2 separate regions of the Homo sapiens genome follow, and region 1 is linked to region 2. Evidence: chromatin contacts called from ENCODE Hi-C or POLR2A ChIA-PET data. All regions are on one chromosome and are shown on one strand. Each heading gives the region's core, a stretch centred on a gene start or an enhancer-like site at or near the end of the contact. The rest is flanking DNA. Distances are from core to core; before and after follow the strand shown.

What was found. A loop is a pair of places that touch in the nucleus more often than their neighbours do. ChIA-PET counts read pairs that join two places held with the same protein, here RNA polymerase II (POLR2A). Pooled maps may share reads with other maps.
Region 1: a loop to region 2 is called in a map of cardiac septum, with 1.8 times the contacts of the local background. The contact joins two enhancer-like sites. A Hi-C loop is called at or near these places in 3 of 168 maps with a recorded cell type or tissue (cardiac septum, esophagus muscularis mucosa and vagina) and 3 of 50 pooled maps. POLR2A ChIA-PET finds 5 or more read pairs at or near these places in 3 of 52 experiments (A549, T-cell and activated naive CD4-positive, alpha-beta T cell).

The regions. Positions count from the first base shown.
Region 1 is chr2:216,971,257-216,976,082 of GRCh38, forward strand. No RefSeq gene overlaps it. Among named protein-coding and RNA genes, the nearest start is that of TESHL, 100 kb to the left of the region's middle. Within about 2 kb of position 3,400, at least 7 of the 41 ENCODE cell types and tissues checked have a DNase peak (open chromatin) inside an H3K27ac peak, as active enhancers do.
Region 2 is chr2:216,791,020-216,795,393 of GRCh38, forward strand. All of the region lies in intron 3 of IGFBP-AS1 (IGFBP5 antisense RNA 1), which reads left to right. It also overlaps the pseudogene RNA5SP120. Among named protein-coding and RNA genes, the nearest start is that of TNP1, 67 kb to the right of the region's middle. Within about 2 kb of position 1,837, at least 10 of the 41 ENCODE cell types and tissues checked have a DNase peak (open chromatin) inside an H3K27ac peak, as active enhancers do.

The sequences.
Region 1 (4,826 bases), core at 2,150-4,649, 180 kb after region 2:
ATTCATTCATTAATTCATTTATTTAATAGACATTTTTGGGACCATAATTAATATAAAGCACTCATACTACTAAGATAAATAAGACACAGCCCCTGCCTTCTAGGTGCTCAAAGTTAGGTAGTTCATGCATAAATGATCCCCCAAGTTCCCCCTAAAATAGTTCTTTGTATATACACTATGCTCAACACAAAGTATTACAGTTTATGTCCAAAGACTACACAGAAATAATGCTGCAAAGATACAATGATGTTGTTGGCACAGATCTCCTGCTTTAACATGGTATCAGATAAAAAAAGAAAGAAATATTAATCATTTTTAACAAAAATAGAAGAAAGATATTGGGCAGAGTGGCCAAAGTAAATAGACTTTGCTGGAGATTCCTTCTGGTGGGTATAAGTGCCTTCATAGAACATTATTTGGAAGTGATGGAGTATGTTCAAGATTCTTGGGTTCCACTAAAATTGCTCAAAGGCCTTGAGAAAACAGGGGTTATAATTCATGTTTCTGGACCAGAATTTTTTGACATATCCAAAAGGACTCCCAGGAGGAATGTGAGATTGCTGGATTAAGGAACATGGCCTTGCTGTTGCACAACACGCATATCACAGCCCTATTCTAAAAACAAGGCATAATTCTGAGCAAAAGAGAGGAGATAGGGAGGTGTACAGCAACAGAGGGAAGCAAGCAAAGATGGAAGCAGAGCTGGACAATGGCACCGGAGGCAGAAGGAATGAAGAAGAGGCAGTGGGGACAGCTTATACCAACTAGCATTAGCCACGGCCAATTGTTGGAGCTGATTTGATTGGAAGGCAAGGCAAGTCAGTTGAAAAAAACCTAGCATTTTTAGCTAATTTGGCTGTTTTAAAAATTGAATTGATCAGTTTTAGTGGGAAGATCTAGCCACTGTATCATACTGAACCATACAGGAAACACAGGGAAAAGGAAGATGGTCCATGGACAGGTGGTAGAGAAAGAGGACATTGCTTTAAGCACTGCACTTCTTGGCTTACCTTGGACCTTGGACTAGAGTCAGCCTGAAGACCAGGGAGAAAACACTCTAGTGGAGGGAGAGGATTTATAAGGAAGAAGATGCATCATCTCTTCCTCCGTTCTCTAGTGCACTCTTCACATCACTGCCCTCTTCACATCACTGCCCTCACCTTCCCTAAAACACTGCTGTTGTTATACGTTTCTCTTGTTTACTGACTTGTGGTAATTTAGATTTGCAGGAAAAAACATGCTTCTAAGTTTTTCATTTCAGACTACCAATCTGGCCCTACTATTTAACTTTCAAATCTACTAGCACCCAACAATAGCAGAGTAGTTCTCTTGTTCCATAACCTTCTGCCTCCGTTCTTTTTCACCACCTGAAACATGTTCTCTTCTTTTCTTCTGATCTTAGACATACTTTAAAGCCTTTCTGTACAATGAAGTTTCCTGGATCACTCAAGATGAGCTCCCTTCTCTTCCCACTGATATGTTCATTTGTTTAACAGCCCATTTATTCATTTATTTATTTGCTGAATTAATACTCATTGGATGAACATACTTATTAAGCATCCACTATTTGCCAAGGACTAGGTAGATAGATTTAAGACACATTTTCTACGCTCGAGGAGTTTGATGTGAAGGAGAGAATTCTCAACTCCTATAGCACTCACTCGTTAGCAATATCATGCTCTACATTGCTAGTTATATTTTTCATGTTCTCTTTCTGCTGCTATTGTTTGTTTTATTTTAATCTGTAAAATACATTTTTTTAAAGGCAGATAACCTGTTTTCCAGTTCTTTTTATTCCCCCTAAAGCCTTGCTGTTACGAAACTCCCTGGAAGCATAAAGGGTTTGGAAGTGCTTGAGAGCAGTGGGCTGGTAGCAACAAGTGCATGACAGGCCAGAGAGTGGGAGAAGGGATCAACGTATGTGATTTGATGGCTGTAAAAGGAAACAAATTACTTCATGTGACTACTGGAGCCTAAAATCAGAAAGGCGAGGGCTATTTTCCCTGTTTAAAATGAGCATATCAATGAGGAAGGCCTCTGAGGAGTTACTGATTTGTGTCCCCTCATATCCCAGGGATCCAGGAACATGAGACCCAGCCTCACCTGTGAGAAACAATGTAGAATGGCATAGGGATTGACTGAGTGGTCCAGACTGTTAGCATGGGCGTTGAGCACAGGGCACCATGTTGCCTTATCTCTCAGGAGGTGTCTTCGGCAGGCAGCAAGATTACATTTGAACAGTCATAGAGGCCAAGGCCCCCTTTTGGGATTCCAGATTGTTGCTGGAAGAGAGACTCCACCTCACCCATCCCCTTTCCCTCTGATTTATTCAGGTTATGTATGGACACTCAAACAGGGTGCATGCTGTGAAGAACACATGATTCAGTCAGAAAACAATGAATGAGGAGTCAGGAAAGGTGGTTGTAGACTTAGTCTTGGCTCTAATGACTTGTGTGACTTGGGGCAATCCCTTTTCCTCTGGGCCTTCGTTTTCCCATCTGAAAAGTAAGGGAGCTGAAATAGTTCAGTCATTTTGTTCAACTTTTTAAACAGTAGAACCCTTTCATCAAACAAATCATAATGCAGAAGTTCAGGATACAGGACATATAGAGGCAGAGCTGAATTGACTGATAAGGCCCAGAAGGGAATAAATAGACCACTCACTTACTCAGGACTTCCTCTCCCTTCTGCTGCCCAGCACACCTTTTGAAAACCTCTGGACTAGAAGGGTGGACTCTACAAGTTTTAACAATTAGGATGCAAAATTAACCAAAATTAATATTAAGAGGCTCATACCCAATACAAGCATTTTGATAAATCATGTAGACTTACTACTCTCTATCCTTGTGTTAACTATTAGTAAAACTCATTTTTACCTTTAAGAACAAAATAAATATAGCTGGAAGTTTTAATGTTTCCTTCCCACACCCCAGTGGCTTGTCTTGCTCAATTCCTAAAGTGCACATGCCCTGGTTTGGAGACCACTGGCCCTCAGGGATCCCCAGGTTCTTTCCAGCCCTGCTGCTTGCCTGGAGTGCCAGCATTTCCCAGCCTTATTTATTACTTATAGAAGAAGCAATTTTCTGGGTTCCTGGGAGAGTGAGAGCATAGCAGCCATTGTGGGGAGATTAAAAATACTCCACTAAGAACTGGAGACTCTGTCAGTATCTCTGTGGGCCAGGCCTGCTCTGCTGGTTCAGGCATCTGCCTGGGACCCTCCCCTGCATTCACCTGTAGTCTCTCAAGTCTCCTGGGAAAATTTCTCAGCACGTGTCTGGCATGTGCCTCTCTTCTAGCCATGAACCAGTAGCCCCAAACCAGGCTGTGCCAGATTTCTCAGAACTCTTCTGATGAACAAAGAACAGCAGCTTGAACACTCTGCACCACCATCTAAGAAATATTTTGTGAGGAGTAGGGAGCTTAGGGGGATGTGTATGACAGCCTCTCCTTCGTCATGCTCTGGCCAAGTGGCTATCTGTTCCTGGAAAAGAAAGGAAGATGGGGGAATTGTTGGGTCGCTTTCTTTGGGAGGACCGTGGGGGCTCAGGGGCGCGGTGGCTGAGGCCCAGACCCCAGTTCCCAGTCCCCATCCACTCATAACTCATTTGAGAGATATGCAGAGCTGTCAGAACTGCCAAAAGCCTCCTTGCCAAGGCAGGCTTCTCTCCAAATGGGCTTCTATATTTATGTGAAACCAAAATAAAACACAGCGCTAAAAGGCAACAGACATAAAATCAGGCAATTGCTCACAAGGGCATGTTTAATGAAAGGCAAGACAGTAGGGGGTGAGGCCATGAGGGGCGACCCAGAGCAGAACGATGGCTCGGTGGGCCTCAGGGATCTTGACTTAGGTGCTGCCAGGATGCTGTCCACAGACAACGGCCAGGCAAGTCTCAATGCCCCCTGTCTTAGTACAGCCCACACAGAGACATCAGAAGCTGTATTAGTTTTCTGGGGCTGCCATAACAAAGTACCACAAACCGAGTGGCTTAAAACAACAGAAGTTATGCTCTCCCAATTCTGGAGGTCAGAACTGTAAAATCAAAAGGTGTTGCCAGAGCCATCCTCTGTCTGAAGGCTCCAGGGGAGGATCCTTCCTTGTCTCTTCCAGCTTCTCATGGCTGCTGGCATCCTCAGTGTTCTTGGCTCATAGCTGCATCACTCCAGTCTCTGCCTCTGTCTTCACATGGATGTCTCTCCTGTGTGTCTGCATCTCTCTGTCTGAAGTTCCCTCTTATAAGGATACCAGCCATATTGGATTTAACGCCCACCTTAATAGAGTATGGCCTCATCCTGACTTGATTACATCTATAAAACCCCTGTTTCTCCATAAGGTCACAGTTACAGGTTCTAGGTGGATATAGATTTTGGGGGATAATATTCAATCTGGTCTAGACCCCAAATGCACCCTGTGCCATGGAAAAGTGGGGGCTTTTTTTTAAAAAAGAAAGTCTGCTTTCTTAAACTCAGAATATTACACCCCTTCTCCAGTTTAGCAAAGGCTCTAGGCGGATGGGAAGGGTGATGGTCTTGCAGTCTCCCTTCAGGCTCCTCACACAGGCAGGTCTCTCAGAAGTCCAGATGCTTAATCCCCCTCTCAGCATAACCCAGGAAACTAGAGGTCTCACCACTTTTGAAAGACTTCCAGGAAAGATGATACACAACTTACATTCTTGGTGGACAGGAGAAGGTCCAAATTTCAAATAGGATTGATCAAATCAAACCTCTGTCTGAGCTGTGTCAGCTGAGTAGGGCATAGAAACATCTACCCTGAATTTTGAAGATAACTTTAAAGCTTGGACAGATGACGCCTCTTTTCCACTGCT
Region 2 (4,374 bases), core at 587-3,086:
AGGCCGAGGTGGACAGATCACGAGGTCAAGAGATGGAGACCATCCTGGCCACCATGGTGAAACCCTGTCTCTATTAAAAATACAAAAATTAGCTGGGCATGGTGGCATCCACCTGTAGTCCCAGCTACTTGGGAGGCTTAGGCAGGGGAATGGCTTGAATCCAGGAGGTGGAGGTTGCAGTGAGCTGAGATCATGCCACTGCACTCTGGCCTGGGTGACAGAGGGAGACTCCGTCTCAAAAAACAAAACAAAACAAAACAAAACAAAACAAAACAAAACAAAACAAACCCACCTTTTTAACAGACTTTATAGTCTAGAAGTCCCACCATCAACGTTGATCTTCCTTTCTACAGCCTGTAAGCACTGAAAAAAAGAGGCCCAACCATCTATTATCCATTCCACACTCATTTGTCCAGCATTTACAAAAAATTAGTAAACTGTTTTTTGGAGCAATTTTAGGTTCACAGCAAAATTGAGTGGAAAGTACAGAGATCCCGTCCAGCACATATTTTTCACAAACTATTGTGCAACCAGCTTTTATTGACATTTTTTTTGTTTTACTCAAAAACTCTGTGAAGTAGGGATGCATTTTTATCTGCACATTTCAGATAGGGAAACTGAGGCCTAGAAAGGTAAAGGGGCTTGCCCAAGACCTCACAGCTTTTGAGGAGCCAATCTGGGGGTGTTACTGTGCATTTTCCTGGGCACTTTCAAAGAGCAGAAGTTTCCAAAGCAGGAAGGGCTGGCTCTTCAATGGTAGAATTCTCCTTTCATAGTAGATATTGAGAGAAATAGTGTAACTATTGACAGGTTTTGAAAACCCTGAACTCAGCAAACAGACCACGTTCAGTCTGCCCATGTCTATTCAAGTCATCAACTTTGGGTCCCCACTGTGCCCCTGTAAGGGAGTCTAGCAACTTCTAATAAGGGATGGGCATTTTCTGTGTGGCTCCTTTCCCACCATTGATGCTGACATTCTGGCCCCTGAATACCCATTTCATTGGTACCAAATGGAAAAGCCCCTGGAGGGGAGGATGCCTGGGATGAGGGGGAGGGTAGCTGATGGGGCTCTCGAGATAGCCCTGGTTCGTCTCTCCCAAGACTAGTTCTCATGCCAAAGGATTCTTGTGTCTCAACCCATGAGATCTGTGGGGCTACAATTCCAGTTTCTTCTTTCTTTGGCTTCAGTACTTTCCAGCTCCAGTCTCTTGAGGTTAGGGTGTATGTGACGGGGAGAGGAGACTGGGGCAAGGGGTGGGGAGTTGAGTGGAGTGGGTGGTTGGTAATATTTTCCAGTTCTTTCTAAAGTGTCTGCCTTCCCTTAATGGATACGGAAGTGAGCCAGCCAGCTGACTGCCCCGACTGCAAGATTGGTTACTGCTTACATCATCTGAGCAGCCAGACTGGGGACAGGGGTGGTGGGGAGGTGGAGGAGAAGCTGAGCAGGGATTAATCCAGCCCTGAATGAATTAATAGACAAAGGCATTGGAGATCAGGTAACCTTTTTCCCAAGCTCATGCCCTGGGGATGTGGAGAAGAGCCAGACAGTTCCATTAGTGCATGCATGGCGTGCTCTGTGGGTGCTCCGCCCTTTATCAACATTTCAGTTCCATTCCATTGCACCCTATGCCTCTCCAGTCTGTGAGCTTTGGTTGAGAATCAGGAATGTCCCAAGAATATATTAGTGGAGGAGTGATATAGAGAGATCTAAGATTAACAGCCCTCTTGGCATTCCCTTTTAGAGGGGGCCAGCAACCTGCATCAGTTAGCTTTTGCATGATGAGCTACCCCTAGCGTTAGCGATGTCTGACAACATTCCTTCATCACTGCTGCGGAGTCTGCAAACCAGCAGGGCAGGCCTGCTGAATCAGATTGGGCTCTGTGGCTCTTGGCTGCACTTGCTTAAGTGTTTGTAGGCTGGCTGATGGGCCAGGCTGGTCAGTGATAGCCTGGATGACTGGAGCCTTTCTCTGCATACTCTCTCATCCTCTCCCAGGCAGACTTGAGCTTGCTCAGGTGGCAGAGGCAGGGTTCCAAGGAGGCAAGGGGCAGCCTGCAAAGCCTCTAGAAGACAGGCTTAGAATACATGTAACATGTTCTGTTGGCCACAGCAAGTTACAGGGCCAAAGCCGGCAGTGGGGAAGAGCTCCAGCTCTTGATGAGAGTAGGGGAAAAGAAATGCAGACATTTCTGCACTCTGCTTTAGACACACGCACCCTCACTATGCACAGAAGACTGATAGTCCTCTTTGATTTCTCTTATCACACATGCTTATGGCAGGATGGAGGAAGAGTAGTTAAGTCTGACAGGGGTGAGTGGGATGGGACAGAATTTGAGGAAAACTTCACAGAGCAGGCAGCCTTAAAGGACAAATAGTATTTCAACAGAAGCAGAAACACACACCTCTTTCTCTTCCTTTTCTATTATTTTCCTCTTGCCAAAAACCCACATTGGACCCAGCTACCACTTAATCTAGAGATTCCATCAGCGATGCTGTGGTGGCTCCCATCCAAGTATAAACCAGGTCAGGCCCTGCTTAGCTTCTGAGATTGGGTGCATTCAGGGTGATATGGCCGTAGACGGTGACCCTATGGCGTAGAATATGCTTTCTGCATCTGGAGGCAAGATGAGCTCCAGCTAGAGCTTCCAGGGGTTAGAAAAAGGGAGGTTCCCTGACTCACATTTTTGCCAAATTATAATGCTTCTTTCCTATCTCTCGTCTCTTCTTGAGCTCCTCCCCTGCCGCTCTTTTTCTCGCTGTGATTTCTAATGGGTATAGATCTATGGATGGCAACAAGGAAAAAGAAAAGTAAAAATTGTTATTATTCCATTGCCAATGGAAGAAAAGATCAATTTATTTATCTTACTCTGTGGAGGGGTCATGCAGATACCCCACTCATTAGTATGTGAATTCCTTGTTAAGTGCTTAGTGCAGTTTTGGGGGCAGAGTGTGTGGATCAATAGACAGCATGAAGGCAACAGAAGTGATGGTAATTGTTGTAATTATTGTACTTAATGAGTCATTGGAAATGGAAACATTATTTGAGCAGACTTCTACTGCCTTAGCAGAATTTGCTGATTTGCTAGCATCCTTTACTAGTAAGATCATTAAAAACAAATATTCAAATTTTAGAATTGTTTTTTCTATGATCCAGCAGTCTCACTATTAGGTATTTATCCAAAGGAAATCAGTATATCAAAGGAATACCTACATCCCAAGGTTTACTGAAGCACTATTCAAAATAGCCAAGATATGAAATCAACCTGTGTCCATCAACAAATGAATGGAAAAAGAAAATGTGAGACATGGCTGGGTGCAGTGGCTCACGCCTGTAATCCCAGCACTTTGGGAGGCCAAGGCGGGTGGATCACGAGGTCAGGAGGTCAAGACCATCTTGGCTAACATGGTGAAACCTCGTCTTTACTAAAAATACAAAAAAAAAAAAAAATTAGCCAGGTGCGGTGGTGGGTGCATGTAGTCCCAGCTACTCGTGAGGCTGAGACAGGAGAATGGTGTGAACCCAAGAGGCGGAGTTTGCAGTGAGCGGAGATCGCACCACTGCACTCCAGACTGGGCAACAGTGCAAGACTCTGTCTCAAAAAAAAAAAAAGAAAAGAAAAGAAAATGTGAGATGTATATATATATATATCTGTATGTGTATTTTATATATATATATACACACACATATATATACACATATATATATAAAGTTGGTGCAAAAGTAATTGCGATTTTTGCCATTAAAAGTAATGTAACACATACACATGTAGAATACTATTCAGCCATAAAAATGAAATGTCCTCATTTGCAGCAAAATGGCTGGAACTGGAGGTCATTATGTTAACTGAAATAAGCTAGATACAGAAAGACAAATATTGCATGTTCTCACTCATATGTGGGAGCTAAAAGGTGGATCTCATGGAGGTAGGGAGTAGAATGCTAATTACCAGAGTTTGGGAAGGGTGGGGAGTTGGAGGAAGAGAGGGTGGTTAATGGGTACAAACATACAGCTAGAAGAATATGTTGCGGTGCTTGATAGCACAGCAGAGTGACCACAGTTAGCAGTAATATGTTGTACAATTCAAAATAGCTAGATGAGAAGATCTGAAATGTTTCCAATGTCAAAGAAATGTAAATGTTTGAGGTGATGAATGTCCTACGTACCCTGATTTGATCATTACACATTATTATGCATGTATCAACACATCACATGTGCTCCTTGCATATGTAGGTTGTTATGTTTCATTAAAAAAAGTTTAGGGCCAGGCATGGTGGCTCACACCTGTAATCCCAGCACTTTGGAAGGCCAAGGTGGGTGGATCACCTGAGGTCAGGAGTTCAAGACCAGCCTGGTCAACATGGCGAAACCCCGT